Linked DNA regions of Mus musculus: region 2 is linked to region 1. A link is a contact called in ENCODE Hi-C or POLR2A ChIA-PET data. All regions are on one chromosome and are shown on one strand. Each heading gives the region's core, a stretch centred on a gene start or an enhancer-like site at or near the end of the contact. The rest is flanking DNA. Distances are from core to core; before and after follow the strand shown. Region 1 holds the start of Oat (ornithine aminotransferase). Region 2 holds the start of Lhpp (phospholysine phosphohistidine inorganic pyrophosphate phosphatase).

What was found. A loop is a pair of places that touch in the nucleus more often than their neighbours do. ChIA-PET counts read pairs that join two places held with the same protein, here RNA polymerase II (POLR2A).
Region 2: a map of left cerebral cortex shows a loop between it and region 1 (5-fold over the local background). The contact joins the promoter of Lhpp here to the promoter of Oat in region 1. A Hi-C loop is called at or near these places in 4 of 37 maps with a recorded cell type or tissue (Patski, gastrocnemius, heart and 1 more). POLR2A ChIA-PET finds 5 or more read pairs at or near these places in 4 of 5 experiments (Patski and embryonic stem cell).

Annotation. Positions count from the first base shown.
Region 1 is chr7:132,573,938-132,578,469 of GRCm38, forward strand. It overlaps Oat (ornithine aminotransferase), which reads right to left and starts at 2,461. Exons shown (of 10, transcript NM_016978.2): 1 at 2,358-2,461.
Region 2 is chr7:132,608,369-132,612,900 of GRCm38, forward strand. It overlaps Lhpp (phospholysine phosphohistidine inorganic pyrophosphate phosphatase), which reads left to right and starts at 2,275. Exons shown (of 7, transcript NM_029609.1): 1 at 2,275-2,462. The coding sequence starts at 2,338.

The DNA of each region.
Region 1 (4,532 bases), core at 1,211-3,710:
AAGTCCCTCCTAAACACTTTAGGACATTAAGAACATTGCAGACTTTTATCACAGATCCTAACACTTCAGGCACTTGTTTTCAAGCAGTCCCCACTGTGAACTTAAGCTTGTAAAAAAGGAAAAGTCAACCCTGTCTCAAAAATCCCCTCCCCTGGGTACCTGGGTACCCACCTGCTGCTGGTATTCTCTTGTCTGGCAGGTGAAGAAGAGCCTTCCTGAACACACAACTCCTGAGGGAGGCAAGGTAGCAACCAGACAAGCCAGGTAACCAGGTCACCCATCCTGCATCAAAATAACTCAGCTCTGAGAGGCTACTTCTCTGTCCTCCTATGGAAACTCATCTTTTCATCAAGGGTTCAGAGTTGATGCCAGTTTGGTCTACAAAGTGAGTCTGGGACAGCCAGAGCTACCCAGAGGAACCCTGTCTCGAGAAACCAAAGATGATTGATAGATAGATATATAGATTATTCCTATTTATTATCTATCTGCTATTTATATTTAGCAGATATAAGAGCCCAAACATAAGAACTAACGACAGGCCGAGCATGTTGAACACCTATGTTTAATTTCAGGCCACCATTATTCCCTTCCCCATTAGCTCACAGGAATATCTCCACAGTACAGTCTCCATTAAGGGCTGCATTTGGAAGAATTTGTTTAGTCTGCCTTATTAAATAACCTTTCCTTAAATTGCTCTAAAAGAAACAGCAGGGTAAAGTCATCCAAAAGCCATTGAAAATCTTCAGCTTGAGAAGTAAATTTGGTTTGGCGCTTGTTAAATATTTACTTTTCTGAGGTAACCATTCACAAATGCAGCCCTTAATTTTTTTTTCTTTTTTTTGGAAGGTCTGTCAACATAAGCTTTGTTTTATGTAACCAATATTCTGGCTAAAATTCACCTCAAGTGCGTCACTGGCAAACAACTAAAGTAACACTACTGGGAAAGGATTGAACCAACTACACCGCACCCTCCACACACCTCCACATCACTACCCATTCATTACTATTTTTAAAAGTATACAGTTTGGGGGCTGGGGAGAAGGCTCGGTGGTTAAGAGCACCGACTGCTCTTCTGAAGGTCCTGAGTTCAAATCCCAGCAACCACATGGGGGCTCACAACCATCCATAATGAAATCTGATGCCCTCTTCTGGAGTGTCTGAAGACAGCTACAGTGTACTTACGTATAATAAATAAATAAATCTAAAAAAAAAAAAAAGTATACAGGTATACAGTTTGGCTCATCCTCAAGAACTCTGCAAAGAGCATAAAATACATATCCATATAACCATAGTAAAAGTAGACCGGAAGGTAAATAGATGAGACAGGAAAAAATACCTTTTAAAATATGTACTAATTAAAGTTTTAGGGGCTGGAAAGATGGCTCAGCAGTTAAGATCACCTACTATGCTTGCAGAAGACCAGAGTTTGGTTCCTAACACCCACATTACATGGCACAACTATCAAGAACTGCTCCAGGGGTATCGAATCCCTCTGGCCTCGGATGGCGCATTCATTCCTGATCACACACATACAATTTAAAGTACAGTTACAAGTTACATAAAATTAATTTACCTACAGACACTAACAAGTTTGATCAAGAAAATTTAGGGTGGAGAAATCAGAGGTTATTCAAGTAGCAAAGCCACTTCATTCCAAAACCACTCCTCCCTTAATATATCTTGACACATCTACAAGGTAAATGTACTCCCGGGCATTGCTGTAGGCCTGAGGCAAGATTTGCTGGCAGCAAGAGCTCCCCACAATTAGACTGGAATTTACTGAGGTTCAACATAGCTTGTCAAAGGCCTAAGGAGGGGGCTCTTCGTGCAGAGAGCCCTGTGGGCCAATCCTTAGCCACCATCTCATCACAGAGTGCACGTCACTTCCTCAATCCTCTTATTTGGTTTAGGACTGAAGAGAAGTGGGGATTGGGGAGGGATGGGTATGATCTGCCACGAGACGTAAAAGCTGCCCAAGGAGCTCGGACTTGGTCCGCATCAGCGCCCCCTCCCGGTGACGCGACCACAAGTTCGCAGTTCTGTCCCCAGGGATCGGGTCCTTCCCTCCTCTTCCCACCCCCACCCCCCACCCACCCCCCGCCAAGCTGCTCGTGGTGCCCCGCGCCCTCAACGCCGCCTTTTCAAAGTCGAGACCTCCAAGGCCCCAGTCCCCTTAGCCGAGTCCCCCGGGGACAGTGAGCCCAAGCCGTGCCCCGCCCGTCCTCACGCCGAGCCCGCCCCACCCCGGGCCTGCGTGGCGCCCTAGACCCGGAGATTCCAGTGTTGCCCCGGCGGAGACTCCAGAACACCGAGTGGGCCCTAGTCGCTCTGGCCCAGCCCCGGCGCGTACGTCGTACCTGACAGCGTCCGCTAAGCGACACTGACTGTACTTCAGCCACGAAGCGCGATGTGGCTGCCCGGCGCGTCAGGTCGTTTAAGACGACGTGTCTGTCCCGCCCCCGCCCGTTCTCTCAGTTCATTGGTTAAGGCGGAGGGCCGCACACCAATCACAAGAGGCTCACTCTCGCCCCACCCACCCGGCCTTGAGCCTCCGGGCGCCAAGTTCTGCTGCCTTCCCCAAGTGCGCAGTCTGCTTTTGTGCCTGTGGCGCTTGAGCTCTGCACTGAACTTGGAGCAGTTCGCTTTCTTTTACCCGAAGGGGAACGGAGGCCCGAAGGAATGGTGGCCTCTCACTGCGTTTCTCTAGCCCAGGGACCTTCCAAAACCTTTCCTGAAAGAGCCTGTTGGGAGCAACATCATATCTTAAATGCTGAAACCACATGACCTTGAACCCTCACGTACCAAAATGACAAAACAGATTACTGATGCTTCTAGTATCATCTCTGCAGCTGTAAAACGCCGCCCGGATGTTATTAACTGTTGTTATAAGTGGTTGGAAATGACAGCTACGCAGTATAGACTTGCCTGCACTCCCTCCACTACCATGGTTAAAACTCAAACCGGAAAAGGATATTGCAGGATAAACACAATCAGAAGGTGCTTAGGTATCATTTTTGTCTATAACGCTCGTTATAAATCAGAAAATATGAAGAGAATAGAAGAGTTATCCAATCCTGTACCAAAAGCTGTAGACCACAGAGGGCCAGTGATTCACTACCTTACACTTCAGGGTCAGGCAGAAAGATTTCACACTCCAGTTTGGAAAGAATGTGTGTGAATAAGAAAGCACAAGGATGGAGGGACTGGCACACCAGGGAGAGCCACTGTCAGTCCACGTATCCAGGGCTAGATGTGGGGTTTCTAGAACCCCAAAGAGAGAGGAGTTTGAGGAAAGACTACTTGGAGGGAGCCAGGAGCCTAAGGAGTCTGTTAAGACTGGTGGTAGTAGTGGTGGTGGTGCACACCTTTAATCCCAGGACTCAGGAGGCAGAGGCAGGTGGATCTCTATGAGTTCTAGGCCAGCCTGGTCTACAGAGAGAGTTCCAGGGCAGCCAGAGGTACAGAGAGAAACCCTGACTTGAGAAAACAAGAGAAAAGACAATCCCCACAAACTAGCCTCCCTAGACACAGAGCAAGATCAGAAAGAGGAGGAAAAGAAAGTGGGATGGGAAAGAGCAGAGGAAATGGTTCAGTAGGTAAAGTGATTGTTGGGCAAGCATAAAGAGACCAGAGTTCAGGTCCCCAGAGCCTACATAAACGCTGAGTGGGCATCGAGACCCATCTGAAATCCCAGCGTTCAGGGAGGTAGAGACAGGACAATTCCTAGAGCTCTGGGTTCAAGTGAGAAACCCAGGCTCAATTAAATATATTTAAATACGTAGGAATCAATCATGGAAGACACCAGACCTTGTGTACCCACACTCATGCAAACACTGGTACACAAACACACCAGACACATGTAAAGACAAACAAAAGAAGACCCAGGTAGAGAGACAAATAGAAGACATTCAACAGCCATAGCAGGGAATGTCTTAGTTGACCTGGTCAGTAGGGGCAAGAAAGTAGTGTGGGCTCAGAGATAGAGCAGTGAATCCAATATCCTCAGGAGCACTGAGCAAGCCTACTGGGCTCATCCTATCCTTGGCTAAGGTCATTTGCCCAGATCATTACTTCATTACTATAATGACCATTAATTACCCTCTAAGGCTCATTATTATGAGTGGATAACTTTATCTTTTTCATTTTTATTCCTTTCATACCACCTACTTCAGTATGATCAACCTCTTGGGGGTTTGACCCTTCCTCCCCTGGGGTCAGAAAGGAACTGCTTCTTTGTGATTCTGCTCTGTAAGCCAGGACAAATGGGTAAAGCCAGGGCCATCTTGTTATGCCTTGGCAAGCAGGAGCAGCTGAGCTCATCAGGAGAACTAAGGGTAACATCAAAACATGTGGCAATCCTTTTGAACTCGCAGGTAGGGTGCTCTTTGATGAAAAGGATTTCATAAGCAAGAAACCTCTGGGAATGTCTGAGTTTTATCACTTCTCACTTATCAGAGAATGGCACTGGGTACAAAGAGCATGATAAAAATTTATGGTTTCCCTCCTACTTGGTTGCTTTTTTTTTTTCCCAT
Region 2 (4,532 bases), core at 1,025-3,524, 34 kb after region 1:
TCTCTGTCACTCATTGTCACTTGGCATACATTAGCTCAACTGTGTTATATGTTGTCTTATCCTCAGACCATCTTGAGAGCTGAAGGCAAAGATCACATCTTGGGCCAATTTGTACCACACGCGCCCACTGCAAGGGGCAGAGACTTCTGCCAAATTCTTCAGTCTGACCCAGCTCCAACCTAGAAGTCTGGAAAGACCCAGATTCCCATGAAGATTAAACTGGGTGCTGTCCAGTTAGATGCTGAAGGTGAAGTGGCAGACACAGGAAGGCAGTGTTGAAATAATTTGTTTCTTGTGCTTCATTGGAGGCAGAGGCTGTTCTAATGGGATACTAGCATCTTACCAACAGGCAGTGGAAGAGAACTGCCAAAGGAGCAGAGCATCTCTAATGGGAGGTCCAGAAACCTTGGCAATAAAAAATTTTCACTTCCCCAGGAAGCATGCTGGGCTTCCCAGAAGGAGCCATTGACAATGGGCCTTTAGCCAATGATGGCTGTGACTTAGGGAGGTAAAGTCTGGAGCTGAGTCAGCTCCTGGGATACCCAGCTGGAGGAGATAACAAGGCCAGAACTGAGCTGGTTGACAAAATTCCTCAAGGTTTCAGCAATTATAATGAAACTAACTTAGCAACCAATCAAAATTGTACTAATGTCACTGTTTTGCCCCTACCAATCATATTGGAGATTACCTAATCTTTCTGGAAAATTCCCTTAGACCTGCATAAAAGGGGTCTGCAAACCATTTTGACGAACGGTTGGCCCCTGCATGCTGGTAATTTCCGCAGAATAAACCTTCTGCCTTTGCATTACTATTTGAGTCTGGGGTTTTCCTTCAGTGATTATTGGATTTATAGACACATAACTCCTGGTTATGCAGGACTCCAGCCTGATTCTCCAGCCTTCACTTCCTAACCCCCAAATCTGTAAGCTCTTTCTTGCCCGATGTAAGCAAACTTTCTCAAGTTAGAGCAGCTTCTTCAGTCTCTCTGTATAATATTGATCTCTAGCACAGTAAACCCACTCAGGGTAGACATTATACCTTTTATTTCTCTTGCGAGCAGCTCCTCTGGTAAGCTCATCAAAAGAATAATGCACACTTTGTTGAAATGCGTTAAAGTTCTAACATTCTGGGTGCTGGAGAGGTGGCTCAGTGGTTAAGAGCACTGGATGGTCTTTCAGATGGACCAGAGTTCAGTCCCAGCACCCACATCATTAATCATCAGGGTCTATATATAATTCTTGTTTCAGGGATCAACACCCTCTTCTGGCCTCCCGAGACACATAAAATTTGGTGTTTTTTTCTACTCATATTACCATGCTCTTTATTTTTGCAAGGCTGTTGTCTGCATATAACTTTTGAATTTGTGTTTTTCATATAATGTTAGAACAGAAGAGTTTTCCAAGGTAGTTAGCGGGAGTCTCTCTCTCTCTCTCCTTCTCCCTTTCTGTCCCTCTCCCCCCTGTCTTCCCCCTCCCTCCCCCTTCTCTCTCCAATCCCCTTCCCCTCTTTTTGTTTTGTTTTGTTTTTTTGTTTTTTTTGAGACAGGATTTCTCTGTGTAGTCCATGCTGTCCTGGAACTCGCAACAGGCTGACCTCAAACTCTGAGAGCTTCAGCTGCTTCTGCCACCTCCCCTGGCTGATCTTTCTTTCAGCACATTTCTTTCAGCATCTCTGATATGCAACCTGTATCCTCTACATTAATTTTCTTCAGCTTGTCTTGGCATTATCATTTATTTACACCGCAGTCATTCTGTTTGCACACGTTCCTTTAGTGTGTTTCCAAGGAATTGGATGGTGCCATCTAACCGCCTGCAAGATCTCTCCCTCTCTCTTCCATTTTTGAGACAGAACCTCACTACTGAGGCTAGGATGTCTCCAACACTTAAAATTTCATTTATTTAATTAGTATACGTGTGTGTGCATGCACTCGTGGGGAGATCTGGGGACAATGTCAGGAATAGGTTTTCTCCTGCTATTGTATGGGTCCTGGGAATAGAATTAAAGTTAAGTTTTGTGCCAAACACCTTTACCCCCTTGTGGCATCTTGGCTTCACACTCTCAGCCCTGCTGGGGATTACAGGTGAGAGCCATCCCTCCTGGACTGTTTCACTTTTCATTTCAAGTTGTCATGTCCTGACTCTTAGGGGTTTGAACTCCTTCCGCAGGATGCGTTCACTGCTTTTCCTGATAGTCAAGCGTCAGGCTGGTCCACGTGGTTCCCAGTTTGCTCCCGGCCCGCCCGCCGCGGATTACATTTCCCAGGCAACCCCGCGCGGGAGGCGTGGCTGCGGGATAAAAGCAGCGGCGACGCCGAGTTCGGATTTATAGCTGGACACGATGGCCGCATGGGCTGAGCGGCTGACGGGCGTGCGGGGAGTGCTGCTTGACATCTCCGGGGTGCTATGTGATAGCAGCGCAAGCGGTGCAACCGCTATCGCAGGCTCTGTGGAGGCAGTGGCGAGGTTAGTGAGCTCAATGCAGGGGGTTCCCGGCTGTGTCAACTACCGGGGGCGGGGCGTTCGCGCTAGCTCCGCCTTCTCGAGTGCTAGCTCCACCCCTCAGGCTGGCTAGGAACCTTGTCGGGGGAAGGTTGGGTTGGTCCTAGGCATTTATGGGTTGAAGCTGTGTTTTGGAAGCAGTTGGTTAACTTGCAAGTAAAATACAGATTCAAAAAGTGTAGACTATCTCATTAATATTGCAACCTGTTAGGCCGGGGAGATGGCTCCATGGGTAAAGACACTCATTGCCAGTTGTGTGTGACACCTGAGTTCAATTCTTGGGACCCACATGGTAGAATAAGAACGGTGGCTACCGTAAGTTGCCTCTCTCTGCCCTCCATGCATGTCCTCCATCTTAAAAGTAAATAAATGGAAAAGTTACTTTAAAATATTTCTTGATGTTGCTTACACGTTTAAGTGACTATTTTTAATATACTAGGCTAAGTAAACTATTCAAATGATCCACCTGTTTCTCTTAGAAAACTTTAAATCATATACATGGCTAGCCATCTAATTCTCTTGTATTGGTTTTGATTTGAGGAGGACAAGGGGTCTGGCTCATTACACCTTGCCAATGCAGAATGCTGTCAGAGACCACAATTGGCATTAAACCTGGGCTATTTGTCTTTGGTCCGCAGATAGCTTTGTGTAATGTGGATGAGCAGTTGGAGGCTGCTCATTGTTTAGCATTATTCTCTCAATATCACTCTCTGGGGTACCCTGACCTAACTAGCACTATTTACTTATTTGCAGTTAAGTAAGTCCTTTGATCCCGAGAGGCCCTCCCCTACTTATCTGTTTGTGTGTGTGTGTGTGTGCGTGTGTGTGCGTGCGCGCGCGCGTATGGTTGTGGAGAGAGAGAACACTTGAGCAAGAGGGGTGGCACTGATGGTGTAACAAGGACACAGACTATGTTTTGTAGCACAGTGAAAGGGACTGGTATGGGACAGCTAGTCCTAGGAAACACCTAGACCTTCTGGGTGGGTGAAAGTCCAGTTTACATGTCTTTCTGGCTTCTACATTGTCTCCACTAACTCCAGAACTTAAGGCTGGCTTTGTTTCACTGAGCCTTGGATATGAGCAGTTAATTCTGTGGAGGCCCCTCTTAGAGTGTAGCGGGACAGACACTGGACGATGTAAGCAGCCAGGACGTTATGAGGATCTCATTGGAAGGAAGGTAGACCATAGTTTGTGCTCAAATGAATAAACTGAGTCACTCACCATAGATGAGTATACGTGAAGATAGTGCCAAAGCATATAAGCCCCGGGATAGTGCCACCTGTAGGAAGTGACTTCCCACTTTAATTAACAGCTGAAGAGAGTCCACCCACAGACAGGCCCAGATGCTTGTCTTCTGGATGATGCTAGCTCTCATCGAGCTGCCAATTGAGATTACCGGTGTCATACATGTGTATCTACACACACGCACACACACACACACACACACACACATATGAACATGGATACATGTACAAATATGTATAATGAAAATGAGGTTTCTTTTGGCATCTTGCCAAGAAAGCTTTCACATCTATGGCCCAGAATATATAAATCAAAAAAGTCAGCCATTGAGTGAGAATGTGGACAGAAGACAGAAGACTCACCAGGAAAGAGACACTGGTGACCCCCTCAGCGCAGGAAAGATGCTCCACCCGTTGCATTAGAAATGCAAATTCAAACTATACCAATAGGTTCTTTTTTTTTTTTTTTTTTTTTTTGATAAAACTGGGAACAAGTTCACTTTTTTTCTTTCTTTTTTTTTTTTTTTTTTTTTGAGACTTCGTAGAACCAAGTGCTGCTACCTTATGTGAGAAGACAAAATTGGCACTGCAGTAGTGGGTACAATTCTGGGTATTTGTTCTGACTTGTTTACTAGAAATAACTGAGCCGGACAGTGGTGGCGGACACCTTTAATCCTAGCACACAAGAGGCAGAGGCAGGAGGATCTCTGTGAGTTCAAGTCCAGCCTGGTTTACAAAATGAGTTCTAAGACAGCCAAAGCTACACAAAGAAACCCTGTCTGAAAGAGAGAGA